2 separate regions of the Homo sapiens genome follow, and region 2 is linked to region 1. Evidence: chromatin loops called from intact Hi-C (ENCODE). Cell type or tissue: OCI-LY7. All regions are shown on one strand.

Region 1 (5,000 bases):
TAGACAGTCAAACATGTTTTTAACTCTCCCTGAATAACTTGTCTCCCATTCATTCTTTTTTTATTATGCCTATTTAATCCAACACAGGAATACAATTTTTGTCCTTTAGGTATAGAAAAACCACGGTAGGATGCAGATATCTACAGGAAGCAAAGGCAGATAGAGATAGGTGCCTGGGGCACCTAGGGACCCAAAAACATCATTGGGAAGCTGGTGTCACTGGGAAATTGTGTTTGTAACAACTTCCCTTGGAATTCGTTCTATTGTAAGTGAATGGAAAGGATATTTTGATAGGACCCTCAGGGTATGGGTTGAGAGCCCCAAGGGATATACTTGCTCTGCCTTCGAAAGAGAATGGGTCCAGTTAATCGAGAATGGGTCCAGTTAATCGAGAATGGGTCCAGTTAATCGAGAATGGGTCCAGTTAATCGAGAATGGGTCCAGTTAATCACCTCTGATTGTTGTTTGCTTGTTTGTTTGTTTTTCTAGTTGGAGTCTGCAAGTGCGGGTCAGAACTAAATTTCTCTGGAAAACAGAGCAGAATCTAAATAATGTCATCTGGAGTTTTTCTTCTTCACAGCATTGCTGTTCCTCTAAATAAATGTTGAACAAATATTTAAAGAATGTTAATTTGAACTATGGTCAAATTATTGGCCTGTCCTGGTCCTGCTCAGGTTGTTAAAGTTAATGAGCCACAGAAATGGGTTCAACTGAGTCAAAATGCTGTCCCGGGAAATCACAGAAGAGTTGTGTCCAATGGTCTACAAAGAGCCACTTCTTTTAAAGCTCTGGACCCTTATGTCCTCTGAAAGCAAATACTTTTTTATCCTTAAAAAACCATTAACTCTTTTTGGCCACCGGAGGATGCCCTTTCAAGAGATGAGTAGTGTATCACTACTAAGACATAACCATCATTTCTGCTTCTGGGAAAAGGAAAAAAAAAAGAGTACTTGTAAAGCACCTATTATTGAGCTGAAAAGAACACACTTGCTTGTCACTGATACCAACAGGAGGCAGGGAAATACTAGGTAGAAGCGGGCAGTTCCCCAGCAAAATCCCCACCTTCAAGCCTGGAAACCTGCTGCCCTAAATGGGAACAGGCATTTTTATTTTTGTGCCCAGATGCTGCCCTTTCCAAGACTGCTCTAGCCTGCCACACCCCTGTACTGTGCCCATATAAACCCCAAGCTCCATTGGCAGGTGACAGAGCAGTGCAGCAGAGAAGAAGAGAAGAGGAGGAGTGTCTAAACATTGAGAGGAGTTCTGCTGGGGGCAGTCAGAGACGAGATCGGCTGCAGGATGGTCAAACTCCCAGGGAAGATCATCTTCCCACTCCATCCCATTTCCAGCTCCCCATGCATCCCGCTGAGAGCCATCTCCATCACTCAATAAAATCTCTGCATTCACCATCCTTCAAGTCCGTGTGACCTGATTCTTCCTGGATGCCATACAAGGACCCAGGTATCAAGAGGGCAGGATGCAAAAGGCTGTCACCCTGACTTTCCACTGAGGTGGTTAACACTTAGCCATCTGCAGACAGAAAAGCTAAAAGAGCATTGTAACACCTCTAGACACTGTCGTGGGGCCAGAGCCCAAAAGCACTCACCCTGGCTCACCTGCATGCTCCTCCTCCCGTAAGGGATTTGAGCACACAGCGGCTGAGTAAATGAGCCACCCTCTTCACAAGGCATTCTGCAAAGGTGTCAAGGGAATTCTCCTGTCTCATCACTTACATAAATTCTCTTATTTAATTCACACATTGATCCAGTGAGGTAGGTACTTTCATCCCATTTTATAGATGAAGACATTGAGGCTTGGAAAGGTGAAATAATTCACCCAGGTCACACAGTGGTCAAATAATGTGCCTGGGTTACACAATGAGCTTGAGCAAAGTTGTGACACAAATCCAGGTGTGGCTGCCTCCAAAGCTCATGTTGTTTCCATGACACCAGGGCATGGTATGATATTTATCAGGGTGTTGTTTATACGTACATCATCACTTTGGCCTCTTCAATGAAATCCTCTTCAGACATGGAGCCTTCATTGATGGCCTTGATAGCTACCTGGATATGTGACCGCCATTCACCTAAATGGACCACTCCAAACTGACCGCTTCCAATCTCCTTTATAAAAGCCAACTCAGATGGATCTATCTCCCACTTTTCTGAAAAAGTAAAACATCCATGTTACAAGTAGAAAGAAAGACTGTTAAAATATTAGGGCTGGAAAATGTTTAGGAAGTATCTATTATTTGACAGAGAGGTTAAAAAATGTATAAAGTGGAGAGGATATGAAGCCATTTTAATACTCTCACTGTGGCTTAAACGTAATTCAAGGACTCAAGTTTCAAAACACAAACTTTATTTATTTGGTGATGTTTGTATAACAAATTAAGGATAACAAAATGCACTCTCTGCTCCCAAAGACAACAGCGAACACACTTCTGTGCCTTTCTAAACTAAACCTACCAAAACTAGACCTGGGACCCAAAATATTTATGTTCCCAGTCTGGTTTTTTTTTCCTGGTGAGTAAACTTGTAAGGCAAATAAAACTGTGATTTCAGTTCTTCCTGTTGGTCTTCTCACTCCATTCCTAAAGGGCTTTTCTCCCTTGATACTTTTTCTTCTTAGGGAAAAGTCCAATGAAATCATCTAATAAACAAATTCAGTGTTAGAAATCTAACCCACATATATCTAAGAGTATAGCTGAAGTGAAATTTTTACTGTATATTTCTCATTTTATAGAAGCAAATCAGGAAAAAATAAACTGTTTTTAAAATAACCCTCTTGAAAACTGTACCAAACTTAATGGTTTAGTGTCTCCTTTTAATACAGCAATACCACCATCTGCTGGAACTTTTGAATAATGCATTTAAAAGAATTGTAAAATCTGATAGTCCCTTCTACCAGCTATGCAAAGTATTCCCCCTCCCTATAGAAGGTATGTTTTATTTTATTATTATTATTATTTTTTTTTTTGGAGGAAGGGTCTCACTCTCTCACCCAGGCTGGAGTGCAGTGGCACGATCTCAGCTGACTACAAGCTCCACCTCTTAGGTTCAAGTGATTTTCCTGCCTCAGCCTCCCAAGTAGCTGGGATTACAGGCACGCCATCACGCCTTGATAATTTTTTGTATTTTCAGTAGAGACAAGGTTTCACCATGTTGCCTAGCCTGGTCTCAAACTCCTGAGCTCAGGCGATCTGCCCACCTCAGTCTCCCAAAGTGCTGGGATTATAGGCATGAGCCACCACACCCGGCCTCATAGGTATGTTTTAAAAGTAACATGGGAGGATATATTCATGGCCTTGGAATTGGCATAAATTTATTCAACAGAATATAACCACAAAGAAAAATATTGATAAATTATACTTCATAAAACTTCTGTTCATCAAAAATACCCCCATTAAGAAAGTAAAAAGTTAAGCCACAGAAGATATTTCTAAAATATACAACCAACATAGAATTCTTATTCTGAATATAAATAAATCAACTAGAGAAGACATATACCCTAACTTTTTTAAGGGTAAAAAATGTGAATGGAGTATTCTCTTATGAAGAGAATATCCAAATGGCCACTAAGCCAAATTGATAAAAATAATTAGTCATCAGGGAAATGTAAATTTAGACCATAATGAGATACTACGACACACCAGATTGGCTAACATGTAAAAAAAAACCTAGAATAAAATATTGGCAAGGGCAAAGGTATGGAGCCGCTAGAACTTACATATTGTTGATGGGAGTGTAATTTGGTATAAGCTCTTTAGAAAACTGACTGTATCTACTACATCTAAACATATGCATAGCCTATGACCCAGCAGGTGTACACTTAAGCACATATCCAACATATGCTGGAATGTAAATGTGCACTTAACTTCATCAAAACACACACAAAAATGTTCTTAACAATATTATTTGTAAGAGCCAAAAATTGGTAACAACCCGAATGGCCATCTACAAGAAGCATGGCTAAATCAGTTGTGGTATGTCATGCAGTGTAGCACTGCACCACAGTGAAAATAAACCAACCCCACCCAGGACCATGGATGAAACTCACAGATGTAATGAGGTGAGGAGGAAGCCAGACACAAAAAACTGCAGCGTCCGATTCTGTTTATATAACGTAATCAAACCAGGCAAAACAAATCAATCTATAGACTTATGAGTTGTACACTATTCTATTTGTTTTTAAATTTTTTAAGTTTATTTTTAAGAAATTAAAAAGAATCATGTTTAACTTAAGTAAATTGTTAATGGTAGAACTTTGTATTATATATACTATCTGTGGGCCAGAGGAATAATACAGGCACCAATAATAGCCAGAAATCTTGCTTCCATCCCACTTAACTTAATGAGATCCTGAGTCCCAGTTACTTTTTTCCCAATATATTGTGTTATTAATTTTTTCAGTACATTCTGAATCCCACTATTGAGAGAAGTTTAAAGGAATAAAATGTCACCAAATTAGAAAATAGGATTCCCTGGCACTTACGTATTCTCACAGATTTACAAATACCACATTTGCTAGAAAGTGGTTCAAATTGAACTTTGTGCATGTTCTATTAGAAACAAAAAAAAAGATGAAGACGATACTTTCAGCAGCTCTTTTTAGTAGCTTCTCTTGGAGAGGAATCATTTCCCAGGCACCCTTGAAACCAAAGAACAACAACCCAAACATCCAAATAAAAAGAATTGTAATTTATCAAAAGGGTGAAGATTAAGGCTCCTGGTAATGTAACAGTGAAATCTGAAGTCAAACGGAAGCATTTCTCCCCAAAGTTTAAATTGTCCTTATGAGATGCACATATTTAAACATCTCAGAAGGGTGATGTAAACTTTGAGAAGAAATGTTTCTAGATAGACATTTCGGAAGTGCTGAGAGTTCAAAGAATCAATAGGGAACTAGATTCTTTTTTTTTTTTCCTTTTTTTTTGAGACAGAGTCTCACTCTGCTGCCCAGGCTGGAGTGCAGTGGCATGACCTCAGCTCACTGTAACC
Region 2 (5,000 bases), 53 kb before region 1:
GATTCCAGATAGGTATTTGGATCTTTCTCTTTTTCTGTCTTACTTGCATCTCCCCACCCTCTACCCATACTTTATAATGAAAATATGAGGAGAGTATTATGTGACTACATTTGCAATTTTGTTTTCACCGTGTAAAAAAGTTTATGTCAGTATTGAAGAGAGAAAAGCATACATTAGAGATTAAGTAAGTGATATATATACAGTACTTTAATCATGAAGTCGTTGTTTTCCTGGAAAGCTATCTATAAAGATAAAAATATAAATAATATAAAGTATCCAAGGAAACCTTAATATTCCAAGAAAACTGCCACGGTTTTTTTTAGACAGAGTCTCGCTCTTGTCGTCCAGGCTGGAGTGCAGTGGCGTGATCTCGGTTCACTGCAACCTCCGCCTCCCAGATTCAAACGATTCTCCTGCCTCAGCCTCCAGAGTAGCTGGGATTAAAAACGCTTGCCACCACACCCGGTTAGTTTTTGTATTTTTAGTAGAGATAGGGTTTCACCATGTTGGCCAGGCTGATCTCGAACGCCTGACCTCAAGTGATCTTCTCCCCTCTGCCTCCCAAAGTGCTGGGATTACAGTCATGAGTCACCATGCCCGGCCTTGCCGTGATTCTTTCGATGATAGCAATGTCTTAATTATTCTGTTCTGTAAATTTAGATTTGTTTAATGATGTTTTCCTAATGGTGAATACTCCTATAGATTTGGGGGGATGTAGCGTAGCAGCCAGACAAAGGGAAAAAGAAAAAAATCATGCTGGTGTTCCTTTCTCTCTCTACAATAAGCATTTGCCTGGTGTAGTTGCCAGCATGAAATACTACATTCTGTGGGCAAGTTTCCCACTGTGTTCTGTGAGAATAACTTGGCCCCAGTACCAGAGCCCAGCTCTTGAAGGGATTTCTCTCACTCTAGAAGTTATTTATAGCACACTATATCATGCAAGTCTAGAGTTCCTCAGATAAGAAAAAGATTACATTCAGGAGCATATCATGACTTTAAAACAGCTGCCTGGATCTCGTTAAGCTACTGAGATACTGTTACTTGCTTATAGATCACTTACAATAGAGGGATATCTAACTTCATGGGCCTATGGCAGGTATTTCTGGCTATTCCCTACCTACACACCAGATTTAACCATTCTAATTTTCCAAGCTGGTTTTGGTTTCTGTGGGTAACCTACAAAGCTGTAGGTATTCTTGAGCAAGTGAAATAATTCTCTGCTTACTACAAAGCTACCTCTACTAGATTTCATTAGAGTCACCAAATATGTCTTCAATATTGAAGTAGCTAAAAATTTCTATTGAAAGCCATTTAAAATGAGTACTCATCTGTCACCATTTTTTGCATCTTTTGAGTTTATCACCTGGTATTACAGTTTGTCTGCATCTCTTAATATTAATTATCTCCTACCTGCTATAAAACATGTTACATCATTCTTTTTAGCTAGATCTTCCCATGTATTTGGGTTAAAAGTCCACTGCTTTGCATGAGTCATTTGTTTTTCTCTTCTGACAAGTAAGCCCATTTTTTATATCAATATCTCTGCTTGCTTTCTAGTGGGAGCAGGAGAGGCTGCAAATTTTGCTGCTTATGCTTTTGCACCTGCCACCTTGGTCACCCCTCTGGGTGCTTTGAGTGTTCTCATAAGGTATGTGAGCAACAGGGAACTTGGCTTCTGTAGGTATTTTAAGACCAAGATAAACTTAAACCATAATAAACATATGGCTATGGATATCTAAAAGCAAACACACAAATCTAGACCAACCTGGGCTCTAAAAGTCTAGATGAACCCAAATTATTTCTGAGGCTCCTGGGAAGCTTTGGTCAAGTCACTCAGGCTCAGTTTACTCATTCATAAAGTGAGAACAATACTTTTTCTTGCCTGAAATCACAAAAATAACTTGAGAAGACTATAAAATAACAGTAGAAATAGGAAATAGACTGTCACATTATTATTTTAAAAACCTAAGACACAGTGAGTTTGATTTCCTACTAACATAAATGTGTTTTACATTTGTAACACTGCAATGAAGCATAGAAGATTTTTTAAATCTCTCATCAGAACAAATTGCCAGAGTCCTGTCAATTATTTTCCTCATCATAGTGGTTAATGACCATAGTTATCAGAGGACTTTTACAAGCATGGTGTTTTGGTTAAATTTTAACTCTCACTACAATTCTTGCATTGTTTGCTGGATACTTCTGTTTGGAGACCCTGTAGTTTTGATAGTGGAAACAGGAATAATTTTCCTATTTCATGGAATGTGGATCTAATTTTTCTGAGTTTATTATGATCCCAAATGAATGTGTTTGATAAGCATATACATTTTTGTCTGTTCTTTTCTTGTCTTTTTGTTTTCTATTCATTACCAACCTCTAGTATAAAACCTATGATTGAGCCTACTAAATTCTTTTTAGCTTCTGTATAGGATTGTTATGAAAATTAAGTGAGTTAATACACATAAAGCACTTCAAACACTTGTCTATGCAATGAATAGCTAGTAGTAGTAGTAGTAATAGTAGTATCTTCACTAAGGCTGCAGTCCTAAAGGTGGCCACATGAGGGCAACTCTAGGAAAGTACCTGGTAATTTATCATAATCTTGAGGACAGATGGGTACTTAATTGCCTTCATGGGGATGCCAGAGCATTAGAGGAAGGAGGCTGGCTTGCAGAAACCACAGCAACTGAAGCATTAGCAGTACTGGATAGGTCTAAGTATCAGAGCAGTAACAGGTGGTAAGGAAGTATTTTGATATTTTGAAAGTCTGTATCAAGCTTCTCCAACCCATGGCCCATGGGCTGCATGTGGCCCAGGACGGCTTGGAATGTGGCCCAACATAAATTTGTAAACTGTCTTAAAATATTATGAGTTTTTTTTGTGATTTTTTTTTCTTTAGCTCATTAGCTACCATTACTGTTACTGTATATTATGTGTTGCCCAAGACAATTCTTCCAGTGTGGCCTAGGGAAGCCAAAAGATTGGATACCCCTGGTCCGTTTGATTGTAGTGGTGTGAACTAGCTGATTATTAGCCCTGAGCAGAGTAATTTTTCTTTAGGAATGTATCTTTCTTGGAAACATCCATGGGCATACATATTCTAAATGTATCATGCCAGTAAGATATAAAAGATTTTCTATTTTGTTTGGCTTTACAGGAAAAGATGGGTAAATTGAAAATGACTTGAGTAGAACCTCTTGTAAGATCACTGGAAGATTATGGGATATAGAATATTATAGCTCTTTAGATATAAAAACAGTGAAGCATATTTGATTGCCCATCAGTTCTGAGTTTCAAACCAATCTAGGGTTTCAGTGTCATATAGCATATTCCAGTCAGCTCATTGGGATACATGGTGGCATGTACCACAGTGTGACTTCTGAGCTGCCATGGGATCAAAAGGTAATTGAGCTATAGTGATTTTTAATTTTTTCTCTCCCAACAGTGCAATATTATCTTCCTACTTTTTAAACGAGCACTTGAACATTCATGGGAAAATAGGCTGCATATTAAGTATATTGGGGTCAACTGTGATGGTTATCCATGCCCCACAAGAAGAGGAAGTCACATCTTTGCATGAAATGGAAATGAAATTGAGAGACCCAGGTCTGTGATTCAACCTAAAGAACCACTCAAATTCTGCTCCACTTTCTCTCCTCACCAAATAGTATCTGTAATAATATTGTAATAAGCTTTCTACATTGTGGGCCGCATTGTGGGTTGTGAGACACAGTGAGGTTTGATTATTATTTCTCCTGAAAAGATGGCAGAACTTATTTTTGTGTTCATGCTTCCCCTGTTACACAATGAAAGGGAGAGGTGGGGATGGTAGAGGCAAAAGACATATATTCAAAATCAAATCTTTGCCACTCTCTTCCTCTGAAAATAAAAAGTTAATCTGATAATATTCGCCCTAGCTCATAGTGGTATTGGTGAGATTTAAATGATATGTTTGTGAAAATCCTTTGTAAAATATTGAGAACTATGCAATAGAATGTTGTTTTTAATTTGATCTCACTTCTATTTCTAAAATACCTATGCTCTTAAACTCATGACTAACAAGATTTCAGAAAGGTATAATCCTGTGAGCATTTTCTAAAGTCAAATTCTTTTCTCCTTCTAACAGGGTTTATTTCCTTTGCTGTGATCATAACTGTGATCTCCTTGGTGCTGATTTTGATTGTGGCTCCCAAGAAAGGACAGACCAATATATTGGTTTATATTTCAATCTGTTCCTTGATTGGAGCGTTTTCAGTTTCTTCTGTGAAAGGCCTGGGAATTGCCATTAAGGAGCTGATAGAATGGAAGCCAGTTTACAAACATCCGCTGGTCTTTGTTTTGCTGGCTGTACTTGTGCTTTCAGTAACTACACAGATTAACTATCTCAACAAGGCACTGGACACCTTTAATACCTCTCTTGTGACACCCATTTATTATGTATTCTTCACATCCATGGTAGTGACTTGCTCTGCCATCTTATTCCAAGAGTGGTATGGCATGACAGCTGGAGATATCATTGGGACCCTGAGTGGATTCTTCACTATTATCATTGGCATCTTCCTTCTACATGCTTTTAAAAATACTGACATTACTTGGAGTGAGCTTACATCCACTGCTAAGAAAGAAGCCGTCTCTCTGAATGTCAATGAAAACAATTATGTTTTACTAGAGAACTTGGAGTGTTCAGCCCCAGGATACAATGATGACGTTACCTTGTTTAGTAGAACTGATGACTGAAGTCTCTAGAAACACTGAGTTTTAACCAATATGAGACACACGAAGAGGAAAATGAATGCTTGCTTCTTGGAAGAACTGCTAGGAAAGTTAGCATTTTTGCAGTTCTAACTAATTTAGATGTGAGGCCAAGTAAAAATGCCATTTTTTTGGCCATTGAATTTGAAAATCAAATTGATTATCCTCCAGAATCTCTACAAACTTTGAAATACTCTCTAAGGATCAAAGAAGTCAAAGAGCTATGTGTGTCTCAGAATAATCTCCTT

What was found. A loop is a pair of places that touch in the nucleus more often than their neighbours do. Peaks named below come from ENCODE experiments on the same cell type or tissue, not always from the same donor. Only the 100,000 strongest peaks of a DNase experiment are listed, where the experiment ranks them.
Region 2: a loop joins it to region 1, with 5 times the contacts of the local background. A loop is called at or near these places in 26 of 110 quality-filtered maps.

Annotation. Positions count from the first base shown.
Region 1 is chr4:48,084,474-48,089,473 of GRCh38, forward strand. TXK (TXK tyrosine kinase) reads right to left here. Exons shown (of 15, transcript NM_003328.3): 10 at 1,993-2,164. Among named protein-coding and RNA genes, the nearest start is that of TXK, 47 kb to the right of the region's middle. In OCI-LY7, CTCF peaks have their summits at 855 and 2,828 (motif pointing left); a DNase peak (open chromatin) is centred at 2,838.
Region 2 is chr4:48,031,436-48,036,435 of GRCh38, forward strand. It overlaps NIPAL1 (NIPA like domain containing 1), which reads left to right. Exons shown (of 6, transcript NM_207330.3): 4 at 1,558-1,648; 5 at 3,446-3,606; 6 at 4,127-5,000. The coding sequence ends at 4,737. Among named protein-coding and RNA genes, the nearest start is that of NIPAL1, 17 kb to the left of the region's middle. In OCI-LY7, CTCF peaks have their summits at 2,563 (motif pointing right) and 2,772; a DNase peak (open chromatin) is centred at 2,596; H3K4me3 peaks cover 346 bases; H3K27ac peaks cover 1,298 bases.